2 separate regions of the Homo sapiens genome follow, and region 2 is linked to region 1. Evidence: chromatin loops called from intact Hi-C (ENCODE). Cell type or tissue: HepG2. All regions are shown on one strand. Links, peaks and the distances in the headings refer to the core of each region. The heading gives the core; the rest is flanking DNA. Region 1 has its middle 130 kb from the start of MIR4468. Region 2 has its middle 110 kb from the start of TRIM24.

The links. Hi-C counts contacts between places; a loop is a spot of excess contacts. Peaks named below come from ENCODE experiments on the same cell type or tissue, not always from the same donor. Only the 100,000 strongest peaks of a DNase experiment are listed, where the experiment ranks them.
Region 2: a loop joins it to region 1, with 22 times the contacts of the local background. A loop is called at or near these places in 2 of 110 quality-filtered maps.

Annotation. Positions count from the first base shown.
Region 1 is chr7:138,251,164-138,263,756 of GRCh38, forward strand. No RefSeq gene overlaps it. Among named protein-coding and RNA genes, the nearest start is that of MIR4468, 130 kb to the left of the region's middle. RefSeq lists a silencer at 1,519-1,917. In HepG2, for the core only: no CTCF peak of the experiment used is centred there; DNase peaks (open chromatin) are centred at 6,658 and 7,228.
Region 2 is chr7:138,345,343-138,357,935 of GRCh38, forward strand. No RefSeq gene overlaps it. Among named protein-coding and RNA genes, the nearest start is that of TRIM24, 110 kb to the right of the region's middle. RefSeq lists a cis regulatory region at 7,150-8,113. In HepG2, for the core only: no CTCF peak of the experiment used is centred there; a DNase peak (open chromatin) is centred at 7,419; H3K4me3 peaks cover 628 bases.

The sequences.
Region 1 (12,593 bases), core at 3,121-11,120:
CCAGACTTGAGCCAGTTTACAGACCCAGAACCTGTTGAATGAAGGGTCCTGTCGAATGCTGTTTACAGACCCAGAACCCGTTGAATGCTGGGTCCCCTTGAGGAAGGACCCCACTACACTACTGACAATTTATGCTGTTAATCTTTTTTTTTTCTTTTTTTTTTTTTGAGACGGAGCTTCACTCTGTCACCCAGGCTGGAGTGCAGAGGCATGATCTCTGCTCATGCAACCTCTGCCTCCCAGGTTCAATTGATTCTCCTGCCTCAGCCTCCCAAGTGGCTGGGATTACAGGCATGTGCCACTATGCCCAGCTAATTTTTGTCTTTTTAGTGAGATGGGGTTTCACCATGTTGGCCAGGCTGGTTTCGAACTCACCTGACCTCAGGTGATCCACCCACCTTGGCCTCCCAAAGTGCTGGGATTACAGGTACAAGCCACCACACTCGGCCCAATTTATGCTGTTAATCTTTCTCCCGTCTCCACGGAGACCTCTGGCCTTTTACTAGGGTAACTGTGCATTGGGGAAAGGGAAATGATCAGACATTTTGAGAATTACTGGACACTGGCTCTGAGCTGACACTGATTACAGAGGACCCAAAACGTCACTGTGGTCCTCCAGTTAAAGTAGGGGCTTAGGCGGGGTCAGGTAATTAATAGAGTTTTAGCTCAGGTTCAACTTACAGTGGGTCCAGTGGGTCCCCAGGCTCATCCTGTGGTCAATTCCTCAGGGCCAGAGTGCGTAATTGGCATAGACATACTTAGCAGCTGGCAGAACCCCCACATTGGCTCCCTGACTGGTAGGGTGAGGGCTATTATGGTGGGAAAGGCCAAATGGAAGCCATTAGAGCTGCCTCTACCTAGAAAAATAGTAAATCAAAAACAATATCACATCCTTGGAGGGACTGTGGAAATTAGTGCCACCATTAAGGACTTGAAAGACACAGAGGCGGTGACTCCCACCACATCCCCATTCAACTCTCCCATTTGGCCTGTGCAGAAGACAGATGGATCTTGGAGAATGACAGTGGATTATTGTAAACTTAACCAAGTGGTGACTCCAATTGCAGCTGCTGTACCAGATGTGGTTCATTGCTTGAGCAAATCAACACATCTCCTGGTACCTGGTATGTAGCCATTGACTTGGCAAATGCCTTTTTCTCCATTGGCATCCATAAGGCCCACCAGAAGCCATTTGCCTTCAGCTGGCAAGGCCAGCAATATGCCTTTAGTGTCCTACCTCAGGACATATCAACTCTCTGGCTTTGTGTCATAATCTTATTCAGACAGACCTTGATTACTTTTTGCTTCTGCAAGATATCACAATGTTCCATTACATTGATGACATTATGCTGATTAGATCCATTGAGCAAACACACTGGACTTATTGGTAAGACATTTGCATGCCAGAGGATGGGAAATAAATCTGACTAAAATTCAGGGACCTTCTACTTCAGTAAAATTTCCAGGAGTTTAATGGTTTGGGGCCTCTGGAGATAGGCCTTCTAAGGTGAACGATAAGTTGCTTCATTTGGCCCCTCTTACAACCAAGAAAGAGACACAATGCCTAGTGGGCCTATTTGGATTTTGGAGGCAACACATTCCTCATTTGGGTGTGTTACTCCAGCTCATTTATTGAGTAATCCGAAAAGCTGCCAGGTTTGAGTGGAGTCCAAAAGAAGGCTCTGCAGCAGGTTCAGGCTGCTGTGCAAGCTGCTCTGCCATTTGGGCCATATGACCCAGCAGATCCAATGGTGCTTGAGGTGTCAGTGGCAGATAGGGATGCTATTTGGAGCCTTTGGAACGCCGCCATTGGTGAATCACAGCGGAGGCCTCTAGGATTTTGGAGCAAGGCTCTCCTGTCTTCTGCAGATAACTACTCTCCTTTTGAGAGGCAGCTCTTGGCCTCTTACTGGGCTTTGGTGGAAACTGAACGTTTGACGGTGGGTCATCAAGTCACCCTGCGACCTGAACTGCCTATCATGAATTGGGTGCTTTCTGACCCATCTAGCCATAAAGTTAGTGGTGCACAGCAGCGTTCCATCATCAAATTGAAGTGGTATATACATGATTGGGTTCGAGCAGGTCCTGAAGGCACAAGTAAGTTACATGAGGAAGTGGCTCAAATGCCTATGGTCTTCCTTCCTGCCACCCTGCCTTGTCTCCCCTAGCCTGCACCGATGGCCTCATGGAGAGCTCCCTATGATCAGTTGAAAGAGAAAAAGAAGACTAGGACTTGGTTCACAGATGGTTCTGCATGATATGCAGGCACCACCGGAAAGCAGACAGCTGCAGCACTACAGTCCCTTTCTAGGACATCCCTGAAGGACAACAGTGAAGGAAAATCTTCCCAGTGGGCATTACTTTGAGCAGTGCACCTGGTTGTGCACACTGCATGGAAGGAGGATGGCCGGATGTGCGATTACGTACTAATTCATAGGCTGCAGTCAAGGGTTTGGCTGGATGGTCAGGGACTTGGAAGAAGGATGATTGGAAAATTGGTGACAAAGAAATTTGGGGAAGAGGTATGTGGATGGACGTCTCTGAGTGGTCAAAAACTGTGGAGTTATTTGTATCCCATGTGAGTGCTCACCAAAGGGTGACTTCAGCAGAGGAGGATTTTAATAATCAAGTGGATAGGATGACTCATTCTGTGGACACCACCCAGCCTCTTTCCCCAGCCACCTCTGTCATCACCCAATGGGCCCATGAACAAAGTGGCCACGGTGGTAGGGATGGAGGTCATGCATGGGCTCAGCAACATGGACTTCCACTCACGAAGGCTGACCTGGCTACGGCCACTGGTGAGTGCCCAATTTGCCAGTAGCAGAGACCAATACTGAATCCTCAATATGGCACCATTCCTAGGGGGGATCAGCCAGTTACCTGGTGGCACGTTGATTATATTGGACCTCTTCCATCATGGAAAGGGCAGAGGTTTGTCTTCACTGGAATAGAAACTTACTCTGCATATGGATTTGCCTATCCTGCATGCAATGCTTCTGCCAAGACTACCATCCGTGGACTCACATCCTTATCCATCATCATGGTATTCCACACAGCATTGCCTCTGATCAAGACACTCACTTTACGGCTAAGGAAGTGAAGCAGTGGGCTCATGCTCATGGAATTCCCTGGTCTTACCATGTTCCCCGTAATCCTGAAGCAGCTGGATTGATAGAACGGTGGAATAGCCTTTTGAAGTCACAATTACAATGCCAACTAGGTGACAATACTTTTCAAGTCTGGGGCAAAGTTCCCCAGAAGGCCATGTATGCTCTGAATCAGCATCCAATACATGGTACTATTTCTCCCATAGCCAGGATTCACAGGTCCAGGAATCAAGGGGTGAAAGTGGAAGTGGCACCACTCACCATCACCCCTAGTGATCCACTAGCAAAGTTTTTGCTTCTTATTTCCGCGACATCTACTAGTCTAGAGGTCACAGTTCCAGAGGGAGAAATGCTGCCACCAAGAGACACAACAAAGATTGCCACGTGGACACTTTGGGCTCCTCCTATCTTTAAGTCAACAGGCTAAAAAGGGAGCTACAGTGTTGGCCGGAGTGATTGACCTGAGCTATCAAGATGAAGTCAGTCTACTGCTCCACAATGGAGGTAAGGAAGGGTATGCACAGAATACGGGAGATCCACTAGGGCATCTCTTTGTATTACCATGCCCTGTGATAAAGGTCAATGGGAAACTATACAACAGCCCAATCCAGGCAGAACTACAAATGGCCCAGACCCTTCAGGAATGAAAGTTTGGTCACTCCACCAGGAAAAAAACACAACCTGCTGAGTTGCTTGCTGAAGGCAAAGGGAATACAGAATGGGTAGTAAAGAAGGTAGTCATTAATACCAGCTATGACTATGTGACCTGTTGCAGAAAGGAAAACTGTAATTGTCATGAGTATTTCCTTCTTCCTTTGTTAAAAACATGGTTGTGCATGTATACACTTGTACTTGGAAAATATCTTCATTTTATTTCCTTTTTCCTTTATCATGTGACATAAGATTTATTGACTTCATATCAGTATTTAAGTATTGTTAACTTTATGTAATAGCATTTGGGTTGAGGATTGGTGCATTTCTGGTTGTAAGAAGGACAGTTGTATTATGTTAGTCATAATTATGACTTTATTATTGTCTTTATCTTAAGATTATGTACAATCTCAGGAGATGTGTATGGGTTCCAGTTGACAAGGGGTGGACTTGTGATGGTTAATATTGTGTCAACTTGATTGGATTGAAGGATGCAAAGTATTGATCCTGGGTGTGTCTGTGAGTATGTGGCTGAAGGAGATTAACATTTGAGTCAGTGGGCTGGGAAAGGCAGACCCACCGTTAATCTGGGTGGGCACCATCTAATCAGCTGCCACTGCAGGCAGAATATAAAGCAGGCAGAAAAACATGAAAAGACTAGACTGGTTTAGCCTCTGAGACTACACCTTTCTCCCATGCTGAATGCTTCCTGCCCTCAAACACTGAACTCCATGTTCTTCAGCTTTGGGACTCAGACTGGCTTCCTTGCTCTTCAGCTTGCAGATGGCCTATTGTGGGACCTTGTGATCATGTGAGTTAATACTACTTAATAAACTCCCCTTCATATATATATACACACATATATATATATTCTATTAGTTCTGTCCCTCTAGACAACCCTGATTAATACAGACCCTCTGTCTTAGCTCCTTGACAGATACATGGACATGCCTTATAATTATCTCAATTATCTCCTCTCTGTCTTCTGAGGGATTTCTTTTTTTTTTCTCTCTCTCTTTTGAGGCGGAGTCCCGCTCTGTTGCCCAGGCTGGAGTGCAGTGGTGTGATCTTGGCTCACTGCAAGCTCCACCTCCCAGGTTCACACCATTCTCCTGCCTCAGCCTCCCGAGTAGCTGGGGCTACAGGTGCCTGCCACCACACCTGGATAATTTTTTTTGTATTTTTAGTAGAGTTGGGGTTTCACCATGTTAGCCAGGATGGTCTCAATCTCCTGACCTTGTGATCTGCCCACCTCAGCCTCCCAAAGTGCTGGGATTACAGGCGTGAGCCACCATGCCTGGCCCCGGGATTTCTTAATTAATTTCAGAGGTAGATGTTTATGGTTGCAAGGACCAGATGGCTCATGTCTTAGCAGCATAAAAGCCAAAGATGGGGCCTCACATTAGGTCTATTATGTTTTCAAGGAGACACACTAAGGAAAGGAGGATCAGGTGGCAACTACTTCCCTCCTCAAAGAAAATTTCAGCATCTTATCCTTATAAAGCATAAATGTTCAATATGATGTTGGATATGTAAGTCTGGAACTCTGGAGACAAAATTGAGAATTATAAGTATTTTATGCTATTCAAATGTCAGAAACACACTGGCAGAATTTCCTTCATCTAAACTGAAGCAGTCTGGGGTTACTGGAGCAGTCTTGTTGCTTGATGTACTACCCAGAATTCTTTGTCTCACGACCATGAAAATTAAAGAGCATGGACACCAAGGGTGAGGTTGGAGCAAAAGTTTAATAAGTGAAAGAAGAAAGCTCTCTGCAGCAGAGAGGTGGCCCAAGAGGGTTGTCGTTTCACAGCTGGATGTAAATGCTTTTATAAACAAGCTAATTGGGGCCAGGCACTGTGGCTCACACCTGTAATCCCAGCACTTTGGGAGGTGGAGGCAGATGGATCACCTGAGGCCAGGAGTTTGAGACCAGTCTGGCCAACATACAGTGAAACCCCATCTCTACTAAAAAACACAAAAGTTAGCTGGGCATGGTGGCGCATGCCTGTAGTCACAGCATTTGGGAAGCTGAGGCAGGAAAATCACTTGAACCCGGGAGGCAGAGGTTGCAGTGAGCCGAGATTGCCCCACTGCACTCCAGCCTGGGTGACAGAGAAAGACTCCCTCTCTCAAATAAAATAATTAAAAAAAAAAAAAAAGTTGGCTGGGTGCAGTGGCTCATGCCTGTAATCCCAGCACTTTGGGAGACTGAGGCGGGTGGATCACAAGATCAAGATATTGAGACCATCCTGGCTAACACGATGAAACCCCATCTCTACTAAAAAATACAAATATATATATATATATATATCAGCTGGGCATGGTGGCAAGTGCCTGTAGTCCCAGCTATCCGGAAGGCTGAGGCGGGAAAATGGTGTGAACCCAGGAGGTGGAGCTTGCAGTGAGCCGAGATCGCACCACTGCACTCCAGCCTGGGCGACAGAGCAAGACTCCATATCGAAATAAATAAATAAATTAAATTAAATTAAAAATACACAAGTTAATTGGGCAGGGTGTTTCATCTGCATAGGGTACGAAAAACTAGTTAGGGCTGGGTGTCGAGTTGGATAAGGCATGAATTCTTGTTAGTTCCACCCCACCCCTCTAGTGTGCATGTGGGTCCTAAGCCTGAGTTACTCCATATTCTTTCATTTCCCTTACTGCACACGTGTCAGGAGATGGAATTTTCCACCGCCGACGTGTCTGGTTCTACGTAACATTTTTATCTATACAGCTGCAGGCCTGTCTTAGGAAAGCCCCCTTGTGCAAGTTCCCTTATCTGAGTATGCCCAAAAAGGAAAGGAATGTGCTCAAGGAACCCATCGTATATAACTGGAGCTAGCTGGTTGCACAAGAGATAAAGGTGTTGGATCTTGCTTCCTTATCTGCACTTACAGCTTGATTTCTTCCAGGTTGCTCTTTTGATAAAAGGACTTCTACCACGGGACTTGTCCTAACTATTTGCCTAACCAGTTCCTTCCTCTCTCTTCCCTCAAAATGACCATGTTTAACATGACTCAAAAGTCATCAAAAACTCTTTCATTATGCTTCCTCCTGCTTGAGTTTGCAAGATTATGAAACTGCCTTTGAAAAACATTCTAACTGAGACAATGATTACAGTGAAAGAGATCTGACCTAACTGACTCCATCCTGTCCGTAACCTCCAAGCTGTCCTTGTCCATTCTTGGGGGTAGGCCAAACTAACTTTGGGAATAATTTAGTTTATGGTTTAGCTTTGAAACAAAAGTGATAACAGCCATTTCCCAAAACAAACTCCCTTCTTGTCTGGGGACAAGACTGCCTTTGCAGAACTAACAAATTAGCCACAAGATAAGAAATTATGATTTAGGAGTCATGCAGCTGGAGGCTGCAAGATTCTAAACCTACCCAAATTGCTCCTGGGGATAGCATCACTACTGTAAAACCTAAGATCAGTGCTTCAGATATTTTGCAGCTCCTGCACTTGATGGATCAGCCGGCACCACCCAGACAGATAATCCCACTCATCTGGTCTTGTGGCCCCTTCCCAGGAAGTGACTCAGTGCAAGAGGACAGCTTCGACTCCTATGATTTCATCTCCAATCTGAGTAATCAGAACCTCGGATTCACTGCCCCCCACCCACCCACCCACCAAATTATCATTAAAAACTCCTATCCTTGGCCGGGTACGGTGGCTCATGTCTGTAATCCCGGCACTTTGGGAGGCTGAAGCGGGCGGATCACCTGAGGTCGGGAGTTTGAGACCAGCCTGACCAACATGGAGAAACCCCGTCGCTACTAAAAATACAAAATTAGCCGGGCGTGGTGGCGCACATCTGTAATCCCAGCTACTCAGGAGGCTGAGGCCGGAGAATCGCTTGAACCTGGGAGGCAGAGGTTGCAGTGAGTCGAGATTGTGCCATTGCGCTTCAGCCTGGGCAACAAGAGCGAAACTCCGTCTCAAAAACAAAAGAAAACAAGAAACTTTTGTCCTCAAATTGTCAGGGAGATTGATTTGAATAATAACAAAACTTCAGTCGCCCACACAGCCAGCTCTGTGTGAATTACTTTTCCTGTATCACAATTCACCTGTCTTGACAAATCAGCTCTGTCTAGGAAGCAGACAAGATGAACCCGTTGGGCAGTTACAATTCACTTCAGTTTGTTCTGTTGGTTGGTTTGTTTAAGTATGAAAAACATTGCTTTGTTTTTTCGTTTCAGAATCTTTGAGTCCACGTGGAGGAAGGAAGGAGAAGAGGAGAAGACTGTTTTCCAGGATGGAAAGGGAGCCTCGCTTTCTCTTTAGGTGGATTACAGAAATTGGTTGAATTCTCCCTGCCCTGGAGAAAAGTCAATTTATTTTTTATGTTAAAGATTTAGGCTCTTCCTGAGGGCTACTATGAAAGAAAAGTAGGGAAGCGAGCTTTTATTTTGAGAACAAAGAGTGAGCCAAGAGTGTAAAGTTGATAAGAGGGTAGAAGGGAGTAGATGAAGGGGGAGGGGAAAAGAAATGGCCAAAGGGGAACTGGCCAAGAGAAAGAACACTACAGGACCTTGAAATGAGTGAAGAAAATGTGTTATACCTTTTCATCCCTACAGTGTCTACATACTAATCCCCAGAAACTCTGAGTGTCACCTTATAGTGCAAAGGGATGTTGCAGATGCCATTGAGTTAAAGATCTTGAGTTAGGAAGATTATCCTGAATTATTGGTGTGGGCCAAATGGAATCACAACTTTCCTTATAGGAGGGAGGCAGAACTTTGATGTAAACAGAAAAGAAGAATGCTTTACCTTACCAATTTTCTACATGGTAGCCTGTAACTTGACAACATTATAAAACAACTGGCTCTAAATCAACTTGAGTTATATTTTCAGAGCTTGAGGACCCTTTGAAACTGCCCTTCCAAAATTACAACAGTGAGAGAAATCGGACATGGCTGACTCCATCTTGCTTCTAGCCTCACAGGCTGGCTGTCTTTGCTCATTCCTGGGCGTGGGTCAAGCTAACTTCCAGAGAAATTTAGTTTACAGTTTAAATAACATTAGCCCTTACCAAAAACTAAACTGTTCTTGTAAAACTAATGAAAGGCTACCAAGTTAATGAGAGGGGCTTGAATTCTAAATAATTACCAGTCATTATTCCGGAGGTCATAAGATTTGCAACTTCCCCAATTACTCTTGCAGATAACATCACTATTGTAGAACCTAAGACTGGCCTTTTGAGGTGTCTTTTCAGGTTTTTGCATTTCTTTTTTTCTTTTATTTATTTATTTATTTTTGAGATGGAGTTTTACTCTTGTTGCCCAGGCTGGAGTGCAATGGTGCAATCTCAGCTCACTACAATCTCCGCCTCCCGGGTTCAAGCGATTCTCCCAACTCAGCTTCCCCAGTAGCTGAGATTACAGGCACCCACCATCATGCCCGGCTAATTTTTTGGATTTTTGTAGAGACCAGGTTTCATCATGTTGGCCAGGCTGGTCTCAACTCCTGACCCCAGGTGATCCACCCACCTCAGCCTCCCAAAGTGCTGGGATTACAGGCGTGAGCCACCACACCCTGCCATAAGCCACATGTTGATTGCACCACTGCAGTCCAAGTCCAGCCTGGGCAATAGAGTCAGACCCCTGGCTCTTAAAAAAAAAATTTTTTTTTTTTTTAGTAAAAAAATAGAAAACCGCGTGTTAACAAACTATTTTCTTTTAAACAGTTAGCCTCTTAAAAGATTTCAGCAGAGGCTTGTATAGTGGGGGTGCTTGGTAAGAAAGAATACCTTTTTTTCTGGCTAGAGAATGGTATTTTAAAGTTTAGATTTTACTAAGTGAGAAGGAAAGCCACTGGGGAGGTTGACCAGGGCAGTGAGGTGATCTGGGTATGTTTTAAAAGGACCTCCCTGGCTTTGTGTGAAGATGAGACTCTGGGAGCAAGAGGGCAAGCTGCCAGATCTGTTCCTATAGTCCTAGCAGGAAGATGGTAGCACATCAAGGGTGGGAGTGGAGAAGAGATGCAAAGCTATTGGATCTTCATCTACTTCAACTTCATTTACTTCAACGGTGGAGACAAATAGATTTGCTGATGTATTTGCTGTAATTATGCAAATGCAAGGCAAATGTCTTCATTTTGTTCTTTCGATGGAGAGGTTAAATAATGAAGGCTGTTTCCTTGGAGTCTGTGTGTCTCTAAGGCTTGGAGAAAAAGAGCACCAAGATACCAATGGAAGTATAACCAGCAGGCCTAGCACAAGCTGAGGGCTAAGAAATTGTCCAGCCGCAGGTTATAATCTACATTAGGCTTAGACAATTAACTTCTTAATTTCCTACTTTGCTGCCAACTTGTGGTTGCTGAATAGTCCTTTCTTTCATTAGCTGGTTCTCAATTCTCATAGGACTTTCTCATCCTCACTCTCCATACTGCCTATCCAGGCAATAATCATGTAACAGACAGGTCTCAGTATTCACACCCTTGCGTAATTGTAATCCTCTCCCACATAAACTATGGCTGACCTATAAAAGGATATTGTCTATACAAAGAGAGACCTATATAAGGATAACGATAGAGTGACCTATATGAGGAATGTGTCTTTCAAGACTAAGTCATAAAAGATATTTTGGCTTCCAACTTGCTGTTTCCTGGATCACTTGCTCTGGCCATACCAGAAGACACACCTGGGATATACTCAGGCAGCCTTATGATGAGTTCCATGTGCATGTGATAAAGAGCTGAAGCCTCCTGCAAGTAGCCAGCATCAGCTCACCAAGCACATGAGTGAGCCTCCTTGGAGGCAGATTCTCCAGCCCCAGTCAAGCCTTCAGATGACTGTATCCCAGCCAAATCTAGACTGTCATGTCACAAGAGATCCTGAGCCTGTAGCACCCACCTAAGCCACTCTCAAATTTCTGATTCACAAAAACTGTGTGAGATAACAAATCTTTATTGTTGCAAGTTGCAGCAACAGATAATCAATACACCCATGCATTCCCTTTGCTACCTCTGCTTTCTTCAGGGTCAAGGTAGAGGGGAAAGAATTAGAGAAGATAGAACTAAGAACTTACTTAATCAGTGCCATTATAATCCTGTTGGTGGTGCATTCCAAATACTGGCTCTCTCACTGAGATGCAGGTTACAAGTTCTTTGAGAGGTTCTTTTTTTGTTTTTTGGGTTTTTTTGTTTTTTTTTTTTTGAGACAGTCTTGCTCTGTCACCTGGGCTGGAGTGCAGTGGCATGATCTTGGCTCACTGCAACCTCTGCCTCCTGGGTTCAAGCAATTTTTGTGCCTCAGCCTCCTGAGTAACTGGACTACAGGCGCATGCCACCACGCCCGGCTAATTTTTGTATTTTTTTTTTTTTTTTTAGTAAAGATGGGGTTTCGCCATATTGGCCAGGCTGGTCTCGAACTCCTGGCCTCAAGTGATCCACTTGCCTCGGCCTCCCAAAGTGCTGGGATTACAGGCATGAGCCACCGTGCCTGGCCTCTTTGAGAGGTTCTTGCTTGAACCCTGACGTGGGCAATGTACTGTCTGGCTGTATGCTTGTAATGCCCTTTCCCCAACCCTGGCAGCTGCCTCTGATGGTGTGACTCACCATCTCCTATTTCTGAGGTCCTCTCACTCTAGCAGGCTCCCCTCTGGGATAGTCTACTTATAAGATTACCAAAAACCCAGACATCATTCCTTGTCCAATTAACTAACAAGAAACACATGTAAGCTTGCAGTGAAAGATGGTGGATATATAGGCAGCCAGCCCCTCTATTACCTTCTGTCTTCCAGGGAAGGGGGCACAAATTTCTAGACTCATGGACACTCCTAGACTACAGAGCACACATACCAAACTTTCCCAAGAACCTTCTCACCATGCTATACTCCAGTGACTTCTCCAGGATGGGCCCATGAGTTTTTGCAGTTCATTACACACCCAGCAGGGGAGAGAAATGTCTATTTCTTTTTTTTGTAAGCACCCCTAATCTTTCTAAACAATCTTGTTGAAGCCCTCTTCTGGCATGATGTGGGGAAAGAAATCCCCAGAGGCTGGCTCACGCCTGTAATCCCAGCACTTTGGGAGGCCAAGGCAGGGGGATCACCTGAGGTCAGGAGTATGAGGACCCAGACTGCATATTGGGTGCCTTTTCGAAAAATTTGAATTCACATTCCAACTGGTGGCCAAGAACATATTAAGAGTATTATTGGAAAAGTACAGTTGTCACAGAAATACAACTGCCCTTCTGAAGACAAACGAGACTCCAACTCTAAGTTCTACTCCTGCAAACTGCCCACACAGCCAGCCTCTGGGGATTTCTGTTTTTTTGTGTGTTTGTTTGGTTGGTTGGTTTTTGTTTTTTTGTTTTTTGGCTTTTTTGAGACAGAGTCTCACTCTGTCACCCAGGCTGGAGTGCAGTGGCGTGATCCTGGCTCACTGCAACCTCTGCTTCCCAAGTTCAAGCCGTTTTTGTGCCTCAGCCTCCTAAGTAGCTGGGATTACAGGCATGCGCTACCACACCTGGCTAATTTTTGTATTTTAAGTAGAGACAGAGTTTCACCATGTTGGTCAGGCTGCTCTCGAACTCTTGGTCTTGAATTCCTGACCTCAGGTGAACCGCCCACCTTGGCCTCCCAAAGTGCTGGGATTATAGGCATGAGCTGCTGCGCCCAGCCCAGATTTTTAATTTTTGTCAATCTAGTAGGTATACAATGATATCTTCTTGTGATTTAAATTTGCATTTTCCTGATTAGTAATGAGTCTGAGTATCTTTTCATGTTTGTTGGTCACTTGCATTTCTTCTTTGTGAAGGGACTGTTCAAATAGCCCATTTTTTATCTGGTTTGTCTTTTCCTTATCAATGTGTAGAAAGCCATTAT
Region 2 (12,593 bases), core at 4,035-12,034, 95 kb after region 1:
AACCACAGTGACTCCATTTTGAATAAGGGCTAAGAAAAATGAAGCTGGCTCACCAACCGGCAGTTAAGGGCTGCACAGCCTGCAATCGCCTTGCTCAATTGATTTAAAAAAGAGGCCACCTTATGCTAGTAATAATGATAGCTGTGGTGGTTTTTACAAAAAAGAAGGGGGGCATGTTGGGAGAAAAGCTAAGTGTTGGGAGAGAAGCTGAGGCAGGGCTTGCATGTCTGCTAGACTTGCTGGCTCCTTGCTTCTAGCGCTCCCATTATCTCAAGTAGCCATATGTTTGTCATTCACTTGATACACTGTTTCCTTTCAACCCCCACATCCTCACCACCTGTTCCTTTGTTTGAGCACCAATAAATAGCATGGGCTTCCAGAGCTCGGAGGCTTTGCAGCCTCCACACTCACAATGGCCCCCTGGTCCCACTTTCTCTCTCAAACTTTTTCTCATTCCTTTGACTCCACCAGACTTTGTTGCCTCAACGACCTGGTGCTGGGTTTGATCACCCCAACACTGAATGACCAGGATGACTCCTTCACTCTTATATCTGGTGAACATGCTGGTGTGGATGGAACAGTAAGAGCATGGAAGGAGCTCTCTCTCCTTGCAGCCTCTTAGGTGGCTGGCCTGGGCTTCCTCACAACATAGTGGTCACAGGTAAGATGGACTTCTGCAGTAGCTGGCTTACCCCAAAGCAAGCATTTCAAGATGCCCAATTGAAAGGTGCAAACTTACGACCTAGACTAATAAGTCCTAGAATGTCACTTCTGCCACATTGTATTGGTCAAGTAAGCCACTAGAGCCAGCCAGATTCAAGGAGTGGGGGACTTAGACTGTACCTCTCAATGAGAGAAGAAGCAAAGAAATTATGACCATCTTTAATTGACGATGCTCCCATTCAGTACTGTGAGCATATTGAAATGTAGAACATAACTTCTACCTGAGCAACGAGCCAGAAGAGTGTATGTTTTGACTTGAGAAGCGTCAGCAGGGAATGTTACAGCAGCAGCCAGAGCAAGGAGACAGCCAGTGGAGACTACCATATTAGAACTGAGAGAATGTGCCTCTGAGGACATGCTGGAGGAAACAGAAGCTGGGAGGATTGCATTCCCGCGTACACACTAGGCACATCCTAGAGAACTCCTGAACAGTTGGAGAGAATTTGGAAATCATCAGCAAATAAGAAGAGACTCAGAGAAACAATACCTTTTTATTATTGTAATGTGATGTCATTTCACACGCACACACAGGTATGGCCAAAGGAATCACCTATTGTAACAACAAGACTTTTAAGCCCAGGCAACATGGTGAAACCTTGTCTCTACAAAAAATACAAAACTTAGCCAGGCGTGATGGTGTGTGCCTGTAATATCAGCTACTCGAGAGACTGAAGTGGGAGGATTGCTTGAGCCCAGGAGATTGAGGCTGCAGTGAGCCGAGATTATGGCACTGCACTCCAGCTTGGGCGGCAGAGAGACCCGGTCTCAATAATATTTGTGTGTGTGTGTGTGTGTGTGTGTGTGTGTGTGTATTTTAAGACTTCTGCAGTGACTACATAGCTTTACCAGATAATGATATTCCCATCATAAACCATTTTGTTACTCTGTGAGAAACACATAATCTAAAATTGATGGGTCTCACACTTTGCAGTCAATGGATATTAAATAGAGTAGTGAAATAAAAAATTGATGTATATTTTAACATCATTCATGGGCTGGAAGAATATGTCAATAGCTGTTGCTAATGCAATAAATAGCTCCAAATATAGCAACTGCAGCCATGTATCTCAATACTATAATAGAGTGAGCCAAAGGAAAAATTCAGAAAACAATAAATATACACAGACTACAAGTGCACAAGGCCAACAAGAATTCCTTACCACCACTACCACAAAATAAATCTTTAAATGTCTTCCTCACTGGATAGAAATTGTTCTTTTTTTCATCAACATCCTATCCCATGAGAGCTATCTATTGCCTGCTACCCCGTCCCTTCCGCCCCTTCTCCCTCAGAGAAAACTACCTTGGATGAACTACATTTTTAGAACATTAATTCACTAACTTCTAAAGCTTTCCTTGTGTGTGTGTGACAGGGTCTTGTTCTGTCACCCAGGCTGGAGTGCAGTGGCATGATCACAGCTCACTGCAGTCTCAGCCTCCTGGGCTTAAGCAATCTTTCCACCTCAGCCCTGCAAGTAGCTGGAACTTGAGGTGCATGCCACCATGGCCAGCTAATTATTTTTATTTTTTGTAGAGACAGGCTCTTTCTACATTGCCCAGGCTGGTTTCAAATTCCTGGACTCAAGTAATCCTACCACCTTAGTCTCCCAAAGTGCTGAGATTACAGGCATGAGCCACCATGCCTGGCCCATTTCTTTTTCTCTTTTCTCTCTCTCTTTTTTTTTTTGAGATGGAGCTTCGCTCTTGTTGCCCAGGCTAGAGTGCAATGGCGTGATCTTGGCTCACCGCAAACCTCTGCCTCCTAGGTTCAGCCCAGCCCATTTCTAAAACTTTTATTCTTTTATTTGCCAACTGCGTAGAGAAAAAAAAATGTTAGAAGAAAGCAAGAACCAGACATGTTTAACTCTCTTAATTGAGGGAAAACTTTTAAAATGTTTCCTTGCTTAATCAACAATACCTAATTTCTCTCCATTCTTACTTGGTTTGTTTGTAAAGGATATGGTATGTCTTGTTAAATAAATACTTCTTGCCAAGCTGTGCACTGATTATTAAGACATTTTTTCTTCATTTTTAAGTGTTCTAAACTCTGACGACTAATATTTCTGGAGATCTCAATCCTTACATGGGCAATGCTGTTATTAAGTCTCTATTCTTTTTTTTTTTTTTTTTTTTTTTGACAGAGTCTTGCTCTGTTGCCCAGGCAGGAGTGCAATGGCACGATCTTGGCTCACTGCAACCTCTGCCACCCAGGCTCAAGTGATTCCCCTGCCCCAGCCTCCCGAGTAGCAGAGATTACAGGTGCCCACCACCATGCCCGGCTAATTTTTGTGTTTTTAGTAGAGATGAAGCTTCACCATGTTGGCCAGACTGGTCTCGATTCTTAATTTTAGAAGAAATACTGCTTGTCCAAGGGCCATTCTTCTACGGACATATGTGCTAAATTGTATTCTCAAGAACACTGTTAAGTGTGACTTGAAAAACAAGTTTGTGAAACACTAAATCAGAGTTAAGCAGGTATATTTACATCAAGACTTCTCAAAACTTTGATATAGGATATTAAATAAGATGCATGAATCTTCAAATGGGGAGTGTTTCATACAACTTTTCAAAATATATTGACTTTTATTACAAGCAGCATAAATTGTTATATACTTAATGTTGTCCTGAATACATGTTGAGAAATGCTAAGTTAGAAATAGCTGAATCCACCCGGTGCTGGTCTCCAACTCCTGACCTCAGGTGATCCGCCTGCTTTGGCCTCCCAAAGTGCTGGGATTACAGGCGTGAGCCACTGCGCCTGGCCCCTGCCTTCACTTTTGTGTGCAGCCAACCCTAGACCATGGCCCCAGCTGAGCTGCAAGCTGACCTTAGAGATCTGCCAGCTGACCTTAAAGATCTGCCAAACCAGTCCAGACCAGAAATCCTCCCAGCCAAACCCACAGAGTCCTGAGAAATAACAAATATTCCTTATTTTAAGCCACTAAGTTTTTGGATAATTTGTTATACAGCAAATCTGATGGATACAAACAATCTAAACAGATTAGGAAAACAGCATCAGGCCTGGTGGCTGGCGCCTGTAATCCCAGCACTTTGGGAGGTCGAGGCGGGTGGATCACCTGAGGTCAGGAGTTCAAGACCAGCCTGGCCAACATGGGGAAACCCTGTTTCTACTAAAAATACAAACTTAGCCGGGTGTGGTGGCACATGCCTGTAATCCCAGCTACTCAGGAGGCTGAGACAGGAGAATCACTTGAACTTGGGAGGTGGAAGTTGTAGTGAGCTGAGATCACGCCATTGCACTCCAGCCTGGGCAACAAGAGTGAAACTCCTTCTCAAAAGAACAACAACAACAACAAAAAAGATTAGGAAAACAGTATGTCAAATGAAAAATAGCAAAAGCAACTCAACAATAATTCATTTTTAAAATTTTTACATAGGCAAATGACATAAATAAGCTATTGACAAAAAAAGAACTTAACCGTGAGTTTCTTAAGAGAAAAAAATAAAAACATATGTAATAACATAGGAAAGAGATACTTACAAAGTAGTATATTCAATATAACCTCAATTATCTAAAAAAAAAAATTGTCTATATTTTCTGAGAAATAAATGACTGGAAAAATACAGAGCCAAGTGTTGACAATAGTTATATTTGTAGATGGAGTTAAGAGAATTGTAGTAGAAAATTATTTCAGGAACTTTATTCATTCTCTCAAGGCCTCAGAAGCTTTTACCTTCAATATTCAACAGTGACGCTTCCTCTGAGAAATACTCTCAGAAATACTGTACAGAGACTATTTATGCATATGGATGTTATGTGTAAAAATTAGAGTAGAAAACTGTGTCAGTCAAAATATAGAGATTATATATGGTACAAATTCAGCTCTGTGACAGACAACACTAAAATGATTAGAGAAAAACACACTTGCCAAAAAATATAAGCCTAAGTCTAGTAGGACTGAAAATGTGCCAAAAGAGAACATGAGTACAGTGCCAAGTGAAAACCCTCTGTCAAGTGTACCCTCTCTGTCCAGAGAATTGCACAGATGGATTGGAGATGGGGAAAGACAGGACCTCCATCGACGTGAACATCCAATAGCTGCAATAGACAGTCTAGGCTTTCATTCATTGCAGTACACATAAAACACACTCAAGGAGATTGAAAAAAAAACCCTCAAGCATCCCATATTCTGATTCTGATCAAATGGAACTGCTTCACAGACTGATTTTCCTGAGGATTCCATAAGAACACTTTTCCAAGCCCAGGAGCAGTGGCACAGGCTTATAATCCCAGCACTTAGAGAGGCCGAGGCAGTTGCATCACCTGAGGTCAGGAGTTCAAGACCAGCCTGGCCAACATGGTGAAACCCCATCTTAACTAAAAATACAAAAATTAGCTGGGCACAGTGGCTCACACCTGTAATCCAAGCTACTCGGAAGGCAGAGGCAGGAAAATGGCTTGAACCTGGGGGGTGGAGGTTGCAGTGAGCTGAGATCGTGCCACTGCACTCCAGCCTGGGCAACACTCTTCCAGCTATACTCATCTGCTATGAAACCATCGCCAAGGAAATTTTATAAAACTGATTAAGGGAAAAAAAATAAAATTCAACTAGGCTTGCAGCATAATCAGCAGTAATCATTCAGCCAGCTTGCCCTTTTGCCCACTTCCTTGTAGCTTGTTGCTGCTTACTGCCCCAGGATAACGTAGCCCTTGTCACAAGACTCTGTTCATTTTCTGTTCTATAGATAAAATCTAAGACATTGTGAAGTAAGCTTTCCATTTCAATTTCTCTTTTAGGTTCTGCTCACTGATAAAACTACTGACGTCAGCTGTTCTGAAGGACCCAGCAAGGAGCTGACTCATGGAAGATTGCAGTTTCTACCTAATGATCTCATCCTCCTTACCCTGACCAATCAATGACCCCAATTTTCCAGCCCCTCATCATCCATGATCCACTTAAAAACCTTTCCCCAGAACTCCTTGGAGAGATGGATTTGAGACTTGAGGATTCCATCTTTCTCCTCACTCAGTGGCCTTGGGATTACTAAGCTCCTTCTCTGCTGCAAACCCCACTGTCTCAGTGTATTGGTTTATTGCTATACACAGGCAAACAAATCTGCCAATCCTATAAGACTTAGGAGTCTCCAAAAGTCTCTTAGACTCAGATTTGGGATTTTACCTGGGTGGAGGTAGATCTCTTTGTCTCTCTTACTGATACTCTGTGAATAATTAAAAGTGGGAGAGGGTGTGAATTTTAAAATCTTTGAAAACAACCCTACCTTTGCATGATTGTGTTTCTCTAAATAGACTTATGGGGTGAATATTGTCTGTTATCAAGAAATTATTGAGATTCTTAATTAGAGTTTTCAAAATTCAAACTTGACACTACTAATTTCACCTTCTCCTTTTTATGTTATTTTTAAATTTTTAAATTTTTATTTTTTTGAAACAGAGTCTCGCTGTGTTGCCCAGGCTGGAGTACAGTGGCATGATCTTGGCTCTCCGCAACCTCCACCTCCTGGGTTCAAGTGATTCTTCTGCCTCAGCCTCCCAAGTAGCTGGGGCTATGGGTGTGCACCACAACACCCAGCTAATTTTTCTATTTTTAGTAAAGATGGGGTTTCACCAAGGTGGCCAGGCTGGTCTCAAACTCCTGGCCTCAAGTGATCCACCTGCTTCAGGCTCCCAAAGTGCTAAGATTACAGGCGTGGGCCACTGCACCCGGCCATCTTCTCTTTCTTAATTTAATCTCTATGTAATTATTTTCAAAGAGAGAAAAATTAATGTTCTTAATTTTCATATCTTATTAACAATTTATTTTTTAATGGCATTATTTTTAAAATGGCAAATATAAAAATCTCAAGGGGCTGGTGTCCCTGGAATTTTTTTTTTTTTTTTTGTCATTGTTGTTTGGTTTTATTCACTGCTAAGAGTCATATGAAGTCCCTGGGCTTAAATGCTAGATCTAATAATGAAGATAATTTGGCAGTCATAGTGGCCCAGAGCATGAATTCAGTCAGAAAGGTCTCAAAGACACAGATTTCTATCAGTGTATATAGATAGCCTATTTCTCTATTTCTCCCAGCTTTTTTTTTTTTTTTGAGATGGAGTCTCGCTCTGTCGCCCAGGCTGGAGTGCAGTGGCTCGATCTCGGCTCACTGCAACCTCTGCCTCCCGGGTTCAAGTGATTCTCCTGCCTCAGCCTCCCAAGTAGCTGGGACTACAGGCGCCCGTCACCACACCTGGCTAATTTTTGTATTTTTTAGTAGAGATGGGTTTCACCATATTGGCCAGGCTGGTCTCCAACTCCTAACCTCAGGTGATCTGCCCACCTCGGCCTCCCAAAGTGCTGGGATTACAGACATGAGCCACCACACCCAGCCTATTTCTCCCAGCTTTATAGGCCCTGGACAAATGCCTAAAATGTTGTAAACTCCCACAAATAAGGGAGAGAGCCTAATATTCCAAAAGAAAATGGAGGGGCAAAGAAGTATTAATATTTATGGCTATAAAAGACAATATATAACATATTAAATCTGAATGCTGGCCAAGTAGATGATTGTGGCCAGCGGCATTCCTCAAAGATGGTCACAGCGTTATCTCCCATCCTTTGTACTCATCTGCAATGTGGCCTTCACATTCTTCCTATGATGAAATGGGGTCTACTTTCCTCCCCTTTACTCCAGGCTGACTTGTGACTCATTGCCTTTCAAGGTTAGATCAGACGAGGCATTGCAGCTTCCGCCCTGCTCACTAGAATACTCACTGTTGAAATCTGCAACTGCTAGATAAGTAGTGCAACTACCCTGAGGCCCGGACTAGCCCAACCCAGTCGCATGGTGAGACCTGGAGAGGCCAGATAGTGAGAGAGTGGAGGGCCGGCCCCAGCGGCTCTAGCCCCATGCTGTTGCAGCCCCAGCCATTCTCTGACAGCAACCTCAGGAAGGATCCCAAGCCAGACCCACCCAGGCAAGCCCTCTTGCAGCAAAGCCCTCCCCCTCACCCACACAAACCAGGTGTGTCCTAAAGGAAAAGTACTGAAGGGCCTTAAGGGACATGATCAGGCCATCTCTGTCCACCAACTGGTGTTTATCAAAGTTAGGCTCCTACGCTTCCACAGAGACTGGAAGACAGGGGCCTTATCTTTCCTAATGATATTTCAAAGGGATGGCTCCCAGGTCCTTGAAAAACATATTCCACAGTTGAAGAAAATAGATATACACCTCAAAAAGACAGAGAAAGGATTTACAATTGCAAGATTTCAAAGGTAAATGGTCCAAGACAAAGGAGGTCAGGGGTCTATCATCAGGTTTTGGCTGCAACTAACAGTAAATTCTTTTGGCAACCTTAAGTTTTTACAGGCAGAAATGTAAGGGGGGCTGGGTTATCCCGGGGCATGGCCTTTGGCCACTAGAAGCCCTACTGGAGATTAGTTAACTCTCTTAGTGTGGAGGTTGAATTGTGTGTTTCTTCTTCTGGAGACTTTTTCACAGCTCTATTTTGCTTTATTTATTTTATTTTATTTTATATTATGAGGCAGCATCTCGCTCTGTCACTTAGGCTGGATTGCAGTGGCATGACCATGGCTCACTGTAGCCTCATTCTAGGCTCAAGTGATCCTCTCATCTCAGCCTCTCAAGTAGCTAGAACTACAAGCATGCACCACCATGCCTGGCTAATTTTTATTTTTTATTTTATTTTTAATAGAGATGGGGTCTTGCTATGTTTCCCAGGAACTCCTGAACAAGCAATCCTCCCACCTCAGCCTCCCAAACTGCTAAGAGTATAGGTGTGAGCCAGTTCTTGCAGTCCTCAATTGTTACACACAAAAAATAACAAAGAACAAACTTTGTTACCTAAAAACGAAGTGCCTTTGTATCCAAAACCTAAAACAGGTAGCATTAGCTTTTTAGTTTTTCTTTGAGACACAATCACCCAGGCTGGAGTACAGTGGCAAGATCATAGCTCACTGCAACCTCCACCTCCCAGGTGCAATGATGCTCCCACCTCAGCCTCCCAAGTAGTTTGGACTACAGGCACTTGCCACCACGCCCAGCTAATTTTTTTGTATTTTTTTGTAGAGATGGGTATCTCACTATGTTGCCCAGGGTTGTCTTGAACTCCTGAGCACAAGTGATCCACCTACCTCAGCCTCCCAAAGTGCTGGGATTACAGGCCTAAGCCACCACACCTAGCCAGCTTTTTTTTTTTTTTTTCTAACGGATTTTGCTGTGTCACTCAGGCTGGTGTACAGTGGTGTGATCATGGCTTACTGCAATCTCAAATCCTGGGCTAAAGTGATCCTCCCACCTTGGCTTCTCAAGTAGCTGGGACTACAGGTGTATACCACCACACCCAGCTAATCATTTATTGATTGATTGATTGATTCTTGAAATGGAGTCTCACTCTGTTGCCCAGACTGGAGGGCAGTGGCACAATCTCGGCTCACTGTCACCTCCGCCTCCCAGGTTCAAGTGATTCTCCCATCTCAGCCTCCCAAGTAGCTGGGACTATAGGCACACGCCACCATGCCTGGTTAATTTTTGTATTTTTAGTAGATATGGGGTTTTACCATGTTGGTCAGGCTGGTCTCAAACTCCTGACCTTAAGTAATCCACCCACCTCAGCCTCTTAAAGTGCTGGGATTACAGGCATGAGCCACCACACCTGGCCAGTTTGTTTTTGTTTTTGTTTTTAAGACAAGGTCTCACTCTGTTGCCCAGGCTAGAGTGCAGTGGTGCGATTATAGATCACTGCAGCCTTGGTATCCGAGGCTCAAGCGATCCTCCTCAGCCTCCTGAGTAGCTGGGACTACAAGTGTGCCACCGTGCCCAACTAATTTTTTGTAGAGATGAGGTCTTACTATGTTTTCCAGGCTAGTCAAGCAATCCTCCCTCCTCAGCCTCCAAAGTGTTGGAATTACAGGCGTGAACCACCATGCCAGGCCCACAATACAATTACTGTATAAAAAGCAGTAAAAAAAAAAAAAAATTCCCAGCAACTTGGGAGGCTGAGGCAAGAGAATCGCTTGAACCCAGGAAGCAGAGGTTGCAGTGAGCCGAGATTGCACCATTGCATTCCAGCCTGGGCAACAAGAGTAAACTCCATCTCAAAACAACAACAACAAAATCAAAATAATAGCTGGGTGCAGAGGCGTGCACTTGTAGTCCCAGCTACTGGGGAGGCTGAGAGTAAACTCCATCTCAAAACAACAACAACAAAATCAAAATAATAGCTGGGTGCAGAGGCGTGCACTTGTAGTCCCAGCTACTGGGGAGGCTGAGGCAGGAGGATGGCTTGAGCCCAGCAGTTCAAGGCTATACTGAGCTAAAGCCATGATTGCACCACTGCACTCTAGCTGGGCAATAGAGTGGGACCCCATTTCAAACAAAAAAAAAAGTAAAGAAGAGCAATTTTACTGTGGTGTTAATTCCACCTAACATGAGTAACTCCATTTTGAGACATTAGGATCACAGATCATTATTATTTATCAAACTAACTACAAAACATGTAAATATATTCCATTAAATCAGGCCTAAATATAGCCCCAATTCGTCTTCCCTCTTGCCCGATTTCAAAAATGCCTATAACCACTTCAATGATACCACCATGAGAAGCTACAGTGAAAAGAGAAAATAGTCTTAACATAATGGTGTAAAATTCTACTTTTGCGATCTTTACGAAAATGCAATACCTTACTAGGACTCCTCAGAGGAATGCTAGGACTCCTCAGAGGAATGTGGATAGATCCTATGCAAGTGAAGATCTATAAAGTTTAAAGTAAGCCCATCTATGTGTGTGTGTTTCTTTTCTTTTATAATTTAAAGGGTTTTGTTACATTTTTAACAACTTGAGATATAATATACATATCATTAAACTCACCTGTCTAAAGAGCACAAGAGTTTTTAATACATCTAAGAAGCTGTACAACTATCCACAATCTATATTTAGAACATTTTCTTTTCTTTTGAGATGGAGTCTCACTCTGTCGCCCAGGCTGGAGTGCAGTGGCATGATCTCGGTTCGCTGCAACCTCTGCCTCCCTGAATATAAGCGATTCTCCTGCCTCAGCCTCCCAAGTAGCTGGGGTTAGAGGCATGTATCACCAAGCCCAGCTAATTTTTGTATTTTTAGTAGAGATGGGGTTTTGCCATGTTGACCAAGTTGGTCTCGAACTCCTGGCCTTAGGTAATCCACCCACCTAGGCCTCCCAAATTGCTGGGATTACAGGCGTGGATGACCGCGCCTGGCCTCCATTTGTTTTTTATATGTGCCCACAACAGAAGTAGAGACAGTGTGATTTGGATACTACACAGGTCTGCTAATAAAAAGTACATAAATAAATATTAAATAAGTTAATTAATTAAAAGAGTGCAATGGATCCTTAGCAGCACTGTCCGCTGCAGACAGCATTGCTGATCAGGCCCTGTCTCTAGGCCTCAGCTGTTGAAACTTTCAAGGGCAATACAGACGGCTTTCTGCCAATCCCTGTTAAGTACTAATGTGAGGAAAACCCACTGTGCCAGTAGAGGAAGCCTCCATACAAGAGTTTTCAAGTAAATTTCACTGCCCAGTTTATCAAACTTTCCATGTGGAGTGCTTCCTTCCCACTCCTACCCGAATTCTCAAACTCACCCTCAAGGAGTTTGTTTTGTTTTGTCATTTGTCTTTTTTTTTTTTTTTTTTTTAGAGACAGGGTCTTGCTGTGTCACTCAGGCTAGAGTGCAGTGGCAGGATCCTAGCTCACTTCAGCCTCCACCTCCTGGGCTCAAGCAACCCTTCCACCTTAGCCTCCTGAGCAGCTGGGACTACAGGTGCATGCCACCAAGCGCAGCTAATTTTTGGAGAGATGGGGTCTTCTTGTGTCACCCAGACTGGTCTGGAAATCTTGGGCTTGAGCAATCCTCCAGTCTCAGCCTCCCAAATTGCTGGGATTACAGGCTTGAGCCACTGTGCCTAGCCCTGGCTGGGGCTTTTTTTTTTTTTTTTTTTTGACAGGGTCTCTCTTTTGCCCAGGATAAGGGCTGTGGTGATCGCAGCTCACTGCAACCTCGATCTCCCAGGCTCAAGCCATCCTCCCACTTCAGCCTCACTCAGAGCTGAGACTATAGGTGCTCGCCACCAAGTCCAGTTAATTTTTGTATTTTTTGTAGAGACGGGGTTTCACCATATTGCCCGGGCTGGTCTCGAACTCCTTAGCTCAAGTGATCCTCCCACCTAAGCCTCCCAAAGAGCTAGGATTCCAAGAGTGAGCAAGGGTGCCCGGCCAGGTTTTTTTTTTTAACAAAAGAATCAACCGATGCCTCACAAGAAACAAACGCAGCGCCTGCTTCAGTACCAGTCCAAGGAGTGGTCCTGTTTACCTTTTTGCCCCTCCCTGCCTCCCTGCCTGTGTCTGCTTTTTTTGCAAGGAAAAAAAAAATCAAGACAAATGAAGGTGGGAGATCCGCCAGCTCTGTACAAACGCAGGCATTAGAGGCTGGCCAGAGCAGGCGGGAGGGCGAGAAACACCCTACTTTGCATCTCATTCATGATATGGGTTTTTTTTTTCTTTGAGACGGAGTCTCGCTCTGTCGCCCAGGCTGGAGTGCAGTGGCGCGATCTCGGCTAACTGCAAGCTCCGCCTCCCAGGTTCATGCAGTTCTCCTGCCTCAGCCTCCCGCGTAGGTGGGACTACAGGCCCCCGCCACCATGCCCGGCTAATTTTTTGTATTTTTAATACAGACGGGGTTTCACCGTGGTCTCGATCTCCTGACCTCGTGATCCGCCCGCCTCGGCCTCCCAAGTTGTGGGATTACAAGCATGAGCCATGGCGCCCAGCCATTCATGATGTGGTTTTGCAGCTTCTGATTAGTTAATACTGCCACCCCCAGAAAATGTCTCACATACCAGAAGAATGAAGTCCTAA